2 separate regions of the Mus musculus genome follow, and region 2 is linked to region 1. A link is a loop called in an ENCODE intact Hi-C map of the cell type or tissue named here. Cell type or tissue: left cerebral cortex. All regions are shown on one strand.

Evidence for each region. Hi-C counts contacts between places; a loop is a spot of excess contacts. Peaks named below come from ENCODE experiments on the same cell type or tissue, not always from the same donor. Only the 100,000 strongest peaks of a DNase experiment are listed, where the experiment ranks them.
Region 2: it touches region 1 in a loop (13-fold over the local background); 7 of 42 quality-filtered maps call a loop at or near these places.

What each region holds. Positions count from the first base shown.
Region 1 is chr16:85,674,767-85,682,766 of GRCm38, reverse strand. No RefSeq gene overlaps it. Among named protein-coding and RNA genes, the nearest start is that of Gm52244, 120 kb to the right of the region's middle. In left cerebral cortex, CTCF peaks have their summits at 4,373 (motif pointing right) and 5,549 (motif pointing left); DNase peaks (open chromatin) are centred at 4,345, 4,676, 5,049, 5,551 and 1 more place.
Region 2 is chr16:84,731,764-84,739,763 of GRCm38, reverse strand. It overlaps Mrpl39 (mitochondrial ribosomal protein L39), which reads left to right and starts at 4,520. Exons shown (of 10, transcript NM_017404.5): 1 at 4,520-4,610; 2 at 5,151-5,357; 3 at 7,283-7,422. The coding sequence starts at 4,547. It overlaps Gm32202 (predicted gene, 32202), which reads left to right. Exons shown (of 2, transcript NR_168512.1): 2 at 230-681. It also overlaps the pseudogene Gm26153. In left cerebral cortex, CTCF peaks have their summits at 2,226, 3,752 and 4,409; DNase peaks (open chromatin) are centred at 3,989, 4,459 and 5,289; H3K4me3 peaks cover 1,875 bases; H3K27ac peaks cover 833 bases.

The DNA of each region.
Region 1 (8,000 bases):
AACAAATGGTGATAATTCTGTGAGGTAAAAGAATGAAAATTTACTTCTTGCTGCACTAAGGATCAAAAGTTCAAACTCCATCCCAGGGCTGGTTCTTCTAGAAGGTTCTGGGGAGGAATTTGCTTCGTTGCCATCTTCACCTTTCAGTGAGCGCCCGCATTCCTTAGCTGGTGTCTGCTCTCACATTGCCACAGCCTTGCCTCCTTCCACGAACTTCTGACTGCCTGTTTTCACTCGGGGTCTTTTAAAGATCCTTGACATTATACTCAGTCCATCAGAATTGCTCAAAATACCCTTCCACATAAAAAACCTTAACTTATTCATACCTGAAAACCTCCTTTGTCACAGGTAACATTCGGAAAAAATAGGATTGAGTATCTATGTGGAACATATCTCTCCCTCTCTATCCCTGTCTCCTCCCTTTCCCCAACTTCACACACTCACACACACACACACACTCTCTCTCTCTCTCTCTCTCTCTCACACACACACACACACACACACACACACACACACAGAATATATACACTGACAAATAATTTTTACTTCTTTTTTCCATGTCAAATGTAAGTGTTAATATTATAACAGATACCAAAGAGCTCTCAGGTTTTCACCATTAAGACCTACATATTCAGAGAATTAAGAAATCATTTTAGCTTTGCTAATTACGATGAAACATTTCTAAAGTGTCTATAATAAAGGCCTCATGAATATTATCTAAATTTCATTCCAGCAACATACCAGGCAGACCGTGTAGCTGTTAGGAATTTTTGTGATAACAAGTACATTGTCAAGTACAAGCTTCCACAATAAAAGAAGGTGACTAGGTAACATGTTCTAAGTAACTCTGATTGGCTGATAACTTTTGAGAGGGAAGAAAATGCGAATGAGCATCTAATTCTCCACTTGAGATTGAGTTGCCAAGTTGCAAAGATGTAGATAATAAATATTGTTGACTCCTAGCTAGCATAATAATGTAAAGGAATACAGCATTTTCATAACTGGCATACCATTTCAATGTGTTTCTATGTCCATCATTTTAAAATCTCACTTAAAGCCTAACAGACATTACCAGAAGTGCACGTTACACACACATACACATTTATAGCATTTAATTGAATACTAGTGTAGCTGTGACTTTTCTCATTGCTATGATCAAGCCTCAGACTGGATTCATCTGAATGGAGGAAAGGTTTATGTTCGCCTGGGTGTCACGGGAGTGAGGTGGTGGACAGAAAGGAGAGTCTGTCTGGGACCCCAGCCTAAACTCAGGGTGGGTCTGCCCACCTCAGTCAACTCAGTCTAGAAACTCCCTCACCAAGGTGTCCAGTGATTTGTGTCTGCAGCAGTTCTGAGTCCTGTCAAGCTGACTGGCCATCAATACTAGCTATCCCACCAGTTGCTAAACATTTTGGCACAAATTATGATCCATTAGTTCCCAAGAAAAATAGAACACTGTTTCACTGAAACTCTGACCATGACTGAATAATTTTCCCTGTTTTAACTCTTGGGATTTTTGTCTTATTCTTTCTGCCACTGTTTACAATATTAGATCAGTTTTGCCTATAGTGCTAAGATCTAAGGACAGCTAAAGAACTTCTACATGTGTCTAAGAGGGTTTATCTCACATTTTTGCTAAGCACCACTTAACTAGTTATTGAAATGCTCTTTAATTTTACCACTAATTCTTATCTAGCTATTTGAAATGTCAATATTAAGGAGGCTTCCCCAAAACAATATTGTTACACTTTTTGGAAACATCTATTGCTTACATTATGATTAATGAGAGAGAGAGAGAGAGAGAGAGAGAGAGAGAGAGAGAGAGAGAGATAACACACATATGCAAATGATATCCTTCAGCAGGCTTGTGGTTGTATATATTTCCAAAGATTCATTTCCTGTGCCTCTATCACTTGCTCTAAAGATAAGAACATCCCCATCTAAAAACCGTCACTCTTTCTTCTCAGGCGTCCGTCCTCCGAGGGTCTCTGCCTACGAAATCTTCTCTGGCAATCATCATCGCCCAGCCTGCAGATCAGGTTTCCTTGCTTCTCCCTTTCTGTTCCTCTTGCCTTTGCTGGCTGTGTCACAACTCTGTGGGTGGTCTGCTGTCATCACACTGTGCACCTGTCCCAATTAGCAAGCCTGAGCTGTTGCCAACACAGCAGGCTGAGTGCTGCTAAGCTGCCCCGTGGTGTGACCTCATGGCTCACCAGGCAGCATCTGGATGGTAGGTGCTGTCTAGACACCCGTTGGCTGGGACTGCGTGGTAGGCGAAGGGTATGGAGCCGGAGGTTTCTCACAGCATGGTTCAAGGTCAGAAAAGCACTCATGAGAAAATTAACATCTGGGACCAACTTACCCATCTCTGTCCTCTGGGAGCATCATGGGACCTGACACATACCAGCCTCAGATATTTGTTGAAATGTGTGTAGCAACTCTGCTTTTCCTTTGTGATCACAAAATCTAGAGTAATGTTGAGTCCAAGTACAGGACAACTCATGGGAGAAGAATTCTGGATTCCAATCTTCCTCTGCTGTATTTCAGCTTTGTGACAATGACTGTGTTTGTGGCGACCCTTTGCCCCAGTTTCATACTCTGTTTGCCCATCAGTGGCCTTGTTAGTGTGACCGGGATTCTTATTTAAAAAACAAAGGAAGAAAGGAAGGAAGGAAGGAAGGAAGGAAGGAAGAAAGAAAGAAAGAAAGAAAGAAAGAAAGAAAGAAAGAAAGAAAGAAAGAGAGAAAGAAAGAGAGAGAGAGAGAAAGGAAGAGAGAAAGGAAGAAAGCAAGCAAGCAAGCAGTGGCTTTGAAAAGTACTTAACATATAACTAAGAGACAAGTTTAAAGCTCAGAAATCACTGCAGTTTTGTTTGTTTTTGAGACAGAAACTCTCGTGGCCCAGAATGGCCACTCGAAATCCCTGGGTAACTAACGATGGCTTCAAACCTGTGATTCTTCTGTAACTAGCTCCCATGGGCTGGGATTACAGGCCTGAGCCATAATAGACTGTGTGGTTCTAGAGACAGAACCAGATCTCATCCATGCTGGGCAAGTTCCCTATGAACTGAGAAACATTCCAGCCTCATACCGTAATGTTTTTTTTAAAATCACAGTTCATTTCATCTGTAATCTTCTACTCAGCCTACCCACTTTGATAATTTTCCCACTCCTGTGCTTTTTAAATAGGACACCTATTTAACAACATTGCCAGTGAGCAATCAGAGTTAGTCAAAAGCGCTTCTTTACCTTCCTGTACTCCAGATCTTAAACTGGCCTCAGTAATGTCTTTGCAAAGACAGAGACTCCCAGCAACATTCTTGGGACCTTCATAAAGAGAGAGGAGAGGTGAGAGAATGTCCTAAGTCTTCCCTCCAAGCCTCAGCCATAAGTTTTTGATACACAGGTGCTAAGGAACCAGGCACCTCAACCTTGAGTTGTTGTCAGAAAACAATAAAGTGAGAAATGGAAACAGGAATCACTTTGACACAAGCATTCCCTAGGACTGAATGTTATTCTGGGTTTTATGTCTGCAGGTTTTATACAGCAAGGTGGGCTGTTCTCAGAGAGAGAGAAGGATACAGAGATGGCCTGTCCTTAGGGAGAGAGAGAGAGAGAAGGATACAGAGATGGCCTGTCCTTAGAGAGAGAGAGAGAGAGAGAGAGAGAGAGAGAGAAGGGAAGAAGGCAAGGGGGAACCTGCTGGAAGAAACCTTGACACATCCCAATGACTGGCTCAAGAGAAATTGAGTGAGATTGGAATTCTGCCATTGGTTCATTCATGGCTCTTAGCCAGAGGCTGAAGATCTCTCCCGAGGGGTTGATGGAGCCTCCTTTCTGCATTTATCATGACAAGTGATCATGAGGAAGGAGCCTCTGAAGGAACAGTTAAATGAGTTGTTTTCCTGTATTCAAGCACATCTCTACACACACACACATACACACACACACACACACACACACACACACACACAGAGACAGAGAGACAGAGACAGGGAGATAGAGAGATAGACACAGAGACAGAGAGATCTGTTTTTGTTTACTATTTGCACAGGAGTTTGGTTTTAATATATTAATCAATCATGAAAAAAAAACCCTCAGGAAAAGTTTATGAGCAAGAGGGAAATCCGTTGGCCTCCTGTCTTGTACATCTACATTGTATTTAACCAGATGGTTTCATGACATTTGCTGAGTCCAGCATAGTACAAAGTATAGCTTCATCAAACCCTGTAGCATGCTGTCTTGGTGGATCCATATCCAGATGATGGATAATTTCACCAACTGACAACTGTACTGCTTTCTGGTATGGAAGTGAAAAGGAGAAATTTACACTATCATTTATAAGTTAAATGAACTTCCTTGTGTAACCACTAGATGGCACTTTTAACCCACAATCAGCTACCACTAAAACTGATACTTTATTTTTATTCAAACATTCTTACTATTTGAGAAAGGATGGAATATAAGAGAATATTATGTTTCTTTAAAAAATATTAATTGTAAGTAAAATCTACCAAAGTATAGTTGAGTGTGACTTTTTAAAACATGAGCTTCATTTTAAAAAACAACTTAATGGCCAAACTGTGATCCTAGACTATTTAATGCACCAAACAAAAGATTTATGTAAGCCTACATTTTGAAATACACCAACATGTGAAATGCGGCAGCTGCAAATGAAGCAGGAAGTCTAGATTTTTCCTATTGTACTCCACTTGACTGCTAAAAAGCAGAATTCATATGTCTCCTTGGGCCTATGTTTTCACAATTTTTTGGAAACTCAAACTCAGTCTCGTGATGACTTCATTCGCTTAAATAATGTTTTTAAATTGTAGTTTACACAAAGCAGAAAACAACTTCCCAACCAAAGGTTTATAAAAAAAGGTCTATGTTGGACCCGTGCTGATGCTGATGACTTGAAAACAAATGATAATGTACGCTGAGCAATCTCAATGCGATGAGCACCGGCTGACTAGTCTCCCACACATGAGGAGAGATGATTAGGAAGAAGTGTGTGTTTCCACAAAAAGTAACGGCAGCGCTGACAATGTGGGTCAGCGCTCAGTTACAGGAAGATCGTAATAACCTCAAATGTAGTTCCCAGTCCCGGGAACACAGAACACTGGCTCCGGGGACCACAATTTGCAAGATGCAGCCAATCATATTGGCTATCTCCTGACGAAATCTAATCACTATTACTATCAAGAATGTCCCAGGAAGAGCGCATTTCATCTTCAACAGGCTTTGCAAGAAGGGTCAGGGAAAGCGAGGAGTAACCCTTCTCAAAAAGCCTGTTGAAGATGAGACATCTTCCCATCTCCCAAACATAGCACTTACATATCTCTGCTTTCATCTTGCCCTTCAGGAGAACTGGGATTCTCTGGGAATTGGCAGCCTTAGCTACAGCTACGTAGAGCATCAGACCACAAAGTGTCTGCTTCGCAATGAGGTGGAGGCAAAAGGAAAGCAAAGGAAGAAGAGCTCATGAAACCAGCCAGGACTTTCCAAGCTCTGAAGACCAGGGCACGTGCAGGTTCTCTGATGCCACCTAGTGCTCAAAGCTATATCAGATCGTTGTAGCACTGGTTCCCAAGTAACCCCCAGGAACGCTAGCCTCGATCTCATCCAATGGGTCCGGTAAAACAGATAGCCATTTCCTGTGTGACAGATGGAACCATAGGCATCTAACAGAAAAGACAGTTTGTGGGAGAAGAATGTGCCGACAGCGCTTGAGTTTACATGTGTTTTCCACAAGGCCTTTGTAGAACAAACAGCCCACTTTATCACCAGCACCGCCTTCCTTGCTGTATCATAATCGCACGGAAAGGAACATTTCGAAGACTTGGGTCTTTAATACGCTCATCTTTTATAGCTTTAAAATCATATAATGGTGGTGTCATTTTCTCGGAGCTCCCTGATGGAGCCCTGGCAGGTCCTAAAAAGCTTTGCAAAGTCAGTCTCCAGGTTGTTGGCACCATGGGAGAAATGCCCTTCTCAACCCCAGGAGAACAGTGGAAAACAAGAGCACACAAACAAGTCTTTTCCCTTCTCATGTTTGACTTCAGCTCTCTGAATTAGTTTTTCGGGTTGCAGGGAAGAAGCACCATGAACATGGTGGCTTAAAGCTCCAGATGGAGCCCAAAGACACAGTGAAGAATCAAAATGTCTACATAATCCCAATCCCTTGGTGCCTGGCCTCTGCCAGCTCTGGGGGACTGTCACTCCTCTGTCCTCTGGCATGCAGCTACATCATTCCTGTCATGCCTGTGTGCACGATGCCACTCTATCTACATTTCTGTTTTCACATGGTTTTCCCTCTTATAAGGATCACCAAAATTAAGTATATATAGTGTTCTTGTTCTCGCGTGATTGTATATGTGAATACCCTATTCCCAAAGGTTACTGTCTCAGGGACAAAGAGACAGATATCAACATATCTCCATAGAGACCACAGTTCACCACCCTTCCATCATCCTAGGTGTTTGGCTAAGAAGAATCTAAGACAAAAGGAAAAATCTGACAAAATCAGAGTTTCATAACAATGCATTATATCAATTCTCAAAGCGATTTAGCACCACTTTACTGACTTCCTTCTCTAAAGATGTCTCTGAGACACACAGACCCATACGGTTATCCACATAGGTACCCCACGCTTGCCAGCCAAGAAGCCTATAAGACATAATCTAGCCAAGAATTCCTCACAAAGTAAGGAATAAATCTGTCTTCTCCACAGTTTCCCCAAACACACACACACACACACACACACACACACACACACGAGAGAGAGAGAGAGAGAGAGAGAGAGAGAGAGAGAGAGAGAGAGAGAGAATATATGCACATACACACTAAATATCAGAGTAATTCTACAAATACAAATCAAATAACAGACATAAATGAAGCCCACTTGATTTTTCCATATCATTTCACCTCAGTTACTGCTTACTGCTTTTTCCTTCCTTGGCAATAACAATCCTTCCAGTATTGAGAACTTAGGGCATTCAAAATGGTTCATTTTACTTAATATTTCTGAATAAGGTTACTTTTAAAAGAATACATTAAGCAAGTTTAAGAGTTTAATATTTGCATCGAAATAGAAGGCAAGTGTGTAGAGCTATCATCAAAATGAAGAAATGGATTCATTTTATCTACCTTCTAAATCATAAGTTCTTATGAAACATCAATATTGTTTACGAAGGCAGCAAATTGGATTTTCTTTGGGGGTGATATGGCAGATGATAACAGCTGACTTAGTAAGAACTTGGGAATGAGAAATGGCAGTATAAAAAGCAAGGGAAAGAGCTGAAGCAAAAAGAAACAAGCCCAGGTAAGCGCTCCAGAAACAGCAGCCAAGAGCAACCCCAACTGGTACCCAGCGCTACCGCCACTACTACTACAGGACCTGCCAGAGTGGTGTCTTCTCCTGGATGTGGAGGCTACAAAATCAGCAGAGTGGAAAGTTTTATATTTTTCAAAACCTATTTTAATTATGGTTCTTAAATACATCAATGTCTCTTCTATCCCATCACCCACCAGAGGTAGGGGAAAAGAAAGGTTGATAGTAAATGAGGTTGTGGACCTGTTTAGAAAATAGTTCTTTGGGGGCAATTTTAATTTCCATTGTTAGCAGTCCAGTCCACTAGCAAAATACCAAACATGAGTCAGTAGTGGCAACTTGCTCCAGAGGAAACCACAAGGCTCTGCATGAGTCTGTGGAAGTGGCAAGAAGCAGAATACCACCTTAAGTCCTTTAGTGTGTTTCTCTCTACAAAGTCATGATTGATCAATGAACAAAGTAAGGTGAACTAATTCAAGAACACTGTCAGAGAAGACCAGCCTCGGCCAAGCTGAAAGATGACCAGCAAACGGTTGCAAAGCGAACCAAATGCAAGAGCATTGCCCACTGTGTGTTGGCTTATATTTATACTCTTCCCAAACATCACTGGTCCTCTCAAGCATCTAGTCCATCACAACACCACACGCCCTTTAACCAGGCAACTTCCAGAA
Region 2 (8,000 bases), 940 kb after region 1:
CATTTTTGGCATGCCCTAGTGTTTCCAAGAAACCCAGATGCCACACTAGCATTCTGGATGACCTTGAGCCAAATACCAGTCCCTTTATGATTCCTCCCCCCCCCCACACTGGGCAGTAACTGAGGGGGAGGGGTGAGATACATGATCTGCACCAATTTGTGATTTTATTTGTAATTTTCAGTACGTATTGACTCATCAGCAGTTTAAATAAGCATTGTTTGTGTTTAAGGATGAAGGTGATGTGATCTTGAAGAAGTCCATGATCCATGCTTCGGTCGGCTGCTTTGGCAAGGAGGTTTCTTTAGCAGAGGCATCTGTGACTGTAGACTCATAACTGAGAATGAGAAACACCGAAGGCTTCTGTGACAACCTCCACATTTCCCACTGGGTAGCTCTTCACAGTCTTCACAGTTGATAGCTTCTGACAGGGGTGGTGGTGGTGGTGGAGCTGGTGGTGGTGGTATGGTGAAGAAGGACTCAGTTTTCTTGAACGGACTGGTCATTGGACATGCTCCAAAGAGTAAATGGGAAATACAAATTGGTCTTGGTGGGTTTGTTGTTGTTGTTGTTATTTTGGGGGAGGCACAAGACTTGGAAGAACCTGGGGGGGGGGAATAGAAAGCATGTGACCAAGATGCATTATATGAAATAATTAATAAAAATATTATGTTGTAGAAAAAAGACTGAAGACTAGAAAAGTCTTAACAACACACATGCATATGTATGTATGTATGTATGAATTCTATCCTTTTGTAAAACAAACAGAAAAACATTATCAACAAGCAATACTATACCTTGATGGCCTATACCCTTGGTTTCCTCTCTAATATTAAGAAAGAACTGGCAAGATTTTTTATTGGGTTAGGGAAGAACGGGCTGCTGTAAATGGAGGGATTGAAGGAGTCAGTTGCATTGTACATCTTTGTTCTATTATTATTTTTTAAAATCTTTTTGCAGTGCTAGGATCAAACCCGGAGCCATGAGCGTGCTAGGCAAGTATTCTCCTACTTGGCTACATCCATTGGCTTTTGAACATCTTTCCATTCAACTGCCTTTTGTATTTCCAGAGGCGTCTGACACACACTGGGAGGTTCCCGGGAAGTCAGATCACAAAGAACTTGATAAAGAATGAAAGTAGAGGAACCATACTGCTTAATTTCCTGGATCAGCAGAGAGGGAAATATACACTTTTTTTGACCTGCTTTTTATTCTTTGTTATTTCACAGCAGTATGAACCATTGAAATAGAGCCTTGATGCAAAAAAAAAAAAAAAAAAAGAAAGAAAGAAAAAAAGTGTGTGTGTGTTTATGAGGGGCATGTAAAATTCATATTACCTGCTCCTTAAATTACTTGATTTATAAAATTCAGCTTATTTCATGTGCTTCATAGAGCTGCAATTATAAGTACTATGGTTGATCCTTGGCCGTCTAATAAGTTCTAAAACCCATTACCATGTATACATTGAGGCTACAATCCCATTTCTCAGGAGCAGCTCCCAGTAAAACATTGAATGGATGTACGAGAGTTTAGCCAATTTCCAGTGGTGCCACCTTTGAGTAATGGATATAAGAAAACAAACTGAGCAATCCAGGGCAAGCAAGCCAGTAAGCATCACTCCTTCATGGCTTCTGCTTCAGTAAGTGCTTTTCCATTCCTGCCTTGGATTCCTGCCTTGACTTCCTCTAGAAGTGGAGTGTGACCAGAGAGTGGTAAGATGGAATCTTCCTCCTAAAGTTGCTTTTGCTCATCTTTAATTATAGTAATAGAAACCTTAACTAACACACAGGCATTTCTGCTGATTAAAATCCTAGCGTGCTGAACTCTGCCTGCCCCCAGCTTCATGCTGAGCTCTGTTCCTCCCAGAACGCCACTAAGATACTTCATACAACTTTTCCAGGCACAGACTCATACGTTTAGTATGTTGCATTTGGATCAAAAGAGTGAAAATATATGCGGGGCTCCCCACTTGTTCAGGAAACCATATGTATATTTGACACCATGGCCATCAGGAATGAGCCGCTTCTCATCAACCATTTCTTAAACTCATCTGCATTCAACTTGGTGCAACCTCATTCCTTTGGGATGTGGATCTTGTGATGGACAGGGAACTTGAGCTTCAGTCATGAGGCTTGATGTCCCATATTCTGCAGCTTGGTGCAGAATGACATAACAACCGACCTGGCAATGTGAATCATGGCCACTAGGGTTACCCAAAGGCATCACACATACCTGTCCAGAGCCTAGAATGGGACAGCATTGAGATCAGAGACTTGAATAACTGCCAGGAAATTGCCTCCAAGGTCCTTCAGAGCAACCCATATAGGCAACAGGCTCCATACACTACCAAGGAAGCTGCTGTTTGCAACCATCGCACACCATATCTCCATGGGGAAAGGACTAGTATATATGTCCAAATTCCTTATTGTAATTCTTGTTGTTACTAAAAGTTTTTCATAGTGTACTGTGCCTTTGAGTCTGTTCTTCAGTGTGTTCCCACTAACACCCACCAATTCAAATCACAGTGTTAGCAAAGAGTGGATTATCTGGGGAAAGGACTCAGCAAGTTTAGCAAGGAAGGGAGGGGAACAATTGGAAATGTTTAGTGACACGAAAGTACTGCAATGAATGAATCCTAATACTTCGAATGCTAAATTAAAAAAAAAAGGTGGGGGGGAAACTGTCATGAATTTGGGCAACAAGAGCCTCCTTAATGGTTGGTGGTACACGCCTTTAGACTTAGCACTCAGCAGGCAGAAGTGGGCAGATCCTGAGTTCAAGGCTAGCTTGGACTTTACTCCTGTCTCTAAGAGGAGGAGGAGGGAGAGAAGGAGGAGGAGGAGGGGGGAGGAGGAGGAGGAGGAGGAGGAGGAGGAGGAGGAGGAGGAGTGGCTCAGTTGTTCTTGCAGCGCAAAACCATCTGTAACTTCATTTCCAAGGGATCTGATGCCCTCTTCCGACCTTCTCTAGCACCAGGCAAGCATAGACAGGTATGCAGGAAAAAAATTATACATATTTTGAAGGAACTCTTGGTCAAAAGTCTATCTTGGGTAGGTCTCTCCAACTCTCCAAACGTTGCTTGGCAGACATTCAAGGCAGTTGTGTGGGTTAATAAACAGTTTTATAATTAGCATATATTCAGTACTTGTTGGTCAGTATCACCTGTGGCATCCTTCCAGCAAAATTACTTTCTGCGATAGTAGACGCTCCAATCAGCTGTGTGCAGATGTGCTTATGATTAATTTTTCTCAAGCTAACGTCCAGAGGATTGTTTTAAATGTGGCCGTGAACTATAGTTTTCGGGGTGGGGTGAAATGGACACAATCTCTAAAAGCTGTGAAGCTGAAAGCTTTCAGGGGAACCATAGAACATTTAAGGAAGAAACACACATGCACGCTCACACGCGCGCACACTTTTCCAGAGTTGATTTAGAACTTCTATTGTTAGGAAAAGGTGTGTTAAGTAGCTAAAGGCTTCTCCAGCTCCTACCTAAGCCTTCTTGAGGAGGGATTGCAGGCATCAGTCACTATTCTCGGCCGAGGACTTTACATGAGATAGGCCAGTACAATATTGAATGGTTGAATCCAAATTTATACTTACATGTCTTGCCTTAAAGATGAGGAAAGGTCTTAACACTTTCCCTATGCAATTGTAAACATGTATTATTTGGGCCAAGGAGACAGCACATTTGTGTGGCATAAAACATAGCATTTGTGACCGAGCTTACCCTTCCGCCTGGTGGCAGTGTGTGCTCCACCACAAGTTAAAAGTAGGGATCATGTGAAAATTCCTGACTAAATTTATAAAACTATATTGGTTCATTGGTTCAGCTTTGCAGAAGTAAAGAATGCTGCTCCAACGGGAACGTGCTGGCACCACAAAGGCGTTAGATGTAGCAGTGTGTTTTTACCAACCGTCATAACAAATATTTGCTGAGCTGCCAAGCACGGTTTGCGTTTCTGGGATACATCCAGGGACGAGACACAGATTCCCGGTTACTCCGTGCAGTCGTGCCTAGATCATTCGGAAAAGAGTTCTAGGACGTTCTTTGCAAAATCAACACGACGTGTTTCCAAGAGCCCAGGAACGTGGCCGACTAAACGGTGAACCGGGTTCAGCCCCACTGCAGCCGACCTGAAACTCACTTTTGCAAACCTCTTTTATTTCCACCCTCTAGAGTTGTACCCGGCGTGGCTGGCCAGACTGTCAAAGACGTAACGCAAAGAGTCCTCCTCTAATTTTTTTCTGCCGGGAATCTGGAACCCTCGTGAGACAAAGGCGCCTGTGTGACTCCTCTGTCCAATAGACACTTCTGCGACTCCTCAGGGCAGCCGGTCGTCCCCGAGCCAAGGACAAGACTCGCAGCGCGGCCAAGGGTGAGCCATCCAAGGAGAGGCGCGCATGCGCCCCCGCGTGGCTCGGCGCGCTCCTAGCATCCGGTCCCGAGCTGATCAGTCCTACGGAACCTCCGCCGCGGGTTCCGCGTTTCCGGGGGAAGAGGGACGAGAAGGACCGGGACGCCGAGCTACCTTGGCTACTTCGGGAAGCCATGGCTACCGCGGTGGGAAGGCTGGTTCTTCGGCGGCCCGGCGCGGGCGGCGGGGCTCGCTGGAGTGAGTTTTTTGTGTTCCCGGTGTGGGAAGACAATCTGGGGTGCAGGAATCAGGGAAAGAGAAGGGATGCGGGCATGGGCGGCTCTTGTGGGGGGTTTTAGGAGCCCCAGTCTTCGGCAAACATGTCCCCATCTCCCAGGGAGTGAGGACTCGCGCTTGCCTAGCCAAGTCCCTTGCTTTGGGGTGTGGAAGAAAAGTTCAGCATTTCTCATGCTAGCTATTGATCGTTTGGACACGGGGATTCCGCCTTCCTGGAGCGTTCTCCTCCCCTCCAGACCGTTTCCAACTACAACTTTGCTCTCCTTCCCAATCGAGTCTGGTTTTAGGACGCCACTGAGGAAATCGGTGGTGATGTGAGAGTAAATCAGAGCCCAGCGTTTTTGTTTTTTGTTTTTTCGTTGTTGGATCCTAAATTATTAACATTATAAAGTGGTTCAAGTTTGCCTCAGTCGAATTTTTGACTTATGTTCTGCAAAATTCTACCGTTTTCAATACTTGTTACAGGTCCAGAGTAAACTACGTACTTTGCTTTCTTAATAGGATTTATAGCGACGTCGCCAGCTGCCGAGCTGTCACCCACGGAGCTGACAGAAATGCGGAATGATCTGTTTAACAGAGAGAAAAGCAGGCAGTTATCGTTAACCCCCCGAACGGAGAAGATCGAAGTTAAGCATGTTGGGAAAACTGATCCCGGCACTGTCTTCGTGATGAATAAAAACATCTCAACCCCTTACAGTTGTGCCATGCGTAAGCAGCAGAACAATGTTGACCATTTTACACGCGCTGTGCAGAGCACTGCAGAGGGGAACATGCTGTCATTACTTGGCGAAGCTGTAGAATTTATTTGCAGCCATTTTGCCACCCACTGTCCCCTTTGTTTTGTGGGTACGGTGGGTATCGTAGCATTTCTCTGCTGTACAGGTTGTCTCCCTAGTTTGTCTGAATATGACTATGTAATATGCATGTTCTGGGAGCATTTATCTAGCAGGTCTCATTAAAGTATTTTGAGGGTTGTTTTTTTGGTTTGTTTTGGTTTGTTTTTTTCTTGAGTTTTCATTTATTCTACCTTTATCTTTTTAGTTTTTTTTTTCCCCCCGAGTATATGTCTCATCTCCTTCCTACTTGTCCCATGTTGTGGTTTTATCTAGTATAGGTACTAAATGTGTGAATGGAAACATAAGTATAGTGAATGCTGACGTTAATTGTTTTGTTTCTATTGTTAGAGAGGTCGTTGGCTGTAAAGGTACTGATAGGATTTGGATAGGGCTTCCATAGATAGGATATTTAAACTGAAATATCTCCCGAATAGTAGATAGGCACGGTTGGCTGTTGTTTAGCTTTTTAAAAGACTCTGTAATAGTACCATTAGGGTAATTGACAGCATTGGTTCTAGGTAAGGCTCTGATGTGTACTCAGTCTCCACTCTGGCAGTTAAACAAGCACTGGTGATAATGACTCATTTGATTTTCATGTATTTCGTAGCACATGCTGTGTGGTAGACAGTAGGGGATTATAGAGGAGAGTAAGACAAGCCTAAGGCCCTAATGGGACTCTGTACACACCATATGCAGAGATGAAGTTTCTGAGCCACCCCCATCACGACCTCTAAGACCTTTGTTATGGAACGTATGTACTAATTGATATGTCAGACTCTAGTTTGATAATTTTTGTGAATATGTGTAAAATATGTATTCAGGGTTAGAATTTTCTTAGATAATGGAACTGATTAGAGGTCATTGGTTTACAATCAATTCACATTTATAATTTTACAGAGGTAACTATACTATTTAATTTGAAATGTCCGTGTCATGAGAGAGTGGAAGAAAGGTGGTTTGGGGGCAAGACTCTAGGTTAATTTAAGCAGATTTATGTGTGTGTGTGCAGATACTGTACTTGGTGGGTTTTGTGTGTCATCTCGACACAAGCTATCGTCATCAGAGAGAAAGGAGCCTCAACTGTCTCTATGAGATCCAGCTGTAAGGCATTTTTCTCAATTAATGATCAGTTGGGGAGGGCTCAGTCCATGGTGGGTGGTGCCATCCTGGGCTGCTGGTCCTGGGTTCTGTAAGAAAGCAGGCTGAGCAAGGCATGAGAAGCAAGCCAGTATGCAGCACCTCTCCGTGGTTTCTGCACCAGCTCCTGCCCCTCAGGACCCAGCCCTGCTGGCCTTTCCCCAGTGATGGATTATGATTCTGGACGTATAAGCCGAATAAACCTTTCCCTCCTCAACTGACTTTTTGGTTATGGAGTTTTATGGCAGAAATAGAAGCCTAGACTCAGACAGATATATTTTCCTTTTCTTTTAAATTGTGGGTACATCAATCCATGGATTCACGTTGTTTCTCTTTAAATATTTGCTTATAGCTCTTTGAAGATTGTTTTGTTAATTGTAGATTAAATTCAGACTAGACTTAGCTTTAATAGATATTGTTAAAGGTTTTGGTAATTTTGTTAAAAATGACTTTGCATGTGGATTTTTAAAAAAAAATTCACATATATATGTATACACACACACACACACATATATATGTCATAAATACATAATATTTCTGCAAAAGTAATCCCCAGAATTTTGCTTCAATTGTTCTGTTTCATAATGTAGTGCTTAAGCATGTAATCTTTCATTGTGGATTTTTTCACATTTCTATCATAAATCAATTTTCCATCCCTAGATCTGAGTGAGTGGTACTGCAGTAAGTCCATCCTGGCTCTTGTGGACGGACAACCGTGGGACATGTATAAGCCTCTGACCAAGTCTTGTGAGATCAAATTTCTTACTTTCAAAGACCCTGACCCAAAAGAAGTGAATAAGGTATTTTCCTGTCTCCTCCATTTTTTTCTTCTTCTAAATCAACCTATGTGCAATGGAGTATATAGTCTAAAAATACAGACAAACTCATATGTGGTATTCTACTAAATAGTGTTTTACTAGGTATTTTTGTAGTTCAAAATACTGGTGGTACCAACTTGTCTGTGTTTGGATTGACCGCATGTCATTTGTGCTCATAACTTTGGATAACCCTCTAAATCATCGGGAGTCCCACTCCTACTGACATAACTTGAATTTGTTCTGAAATCACCGTCTTCAGTGGATGGTTTTGGTAACTTTTTGAGTCTGTCCCACCCTCAACCTCCTGACTTTTACTGCTTAAAACACCACCTTTTATAGTTGTATTAAGTTTTATTACTGACGTTACGGGGTGTCTATATCTTTTATCTCTGAAGAGCCTGCCTTCGAGTTAAAGCTGCCATAGCTTTCTGGTGTCCACACAATGGGCCTCCAGCCTGCTGCTTTAGTATTGCCACCGGCAGGACCTTTTCCCCTCTTCCTTGCCGGATCCTGGCGATTTACACTTTATTATCTTCCCTGCTTTGCTGATGCTCTTCCTT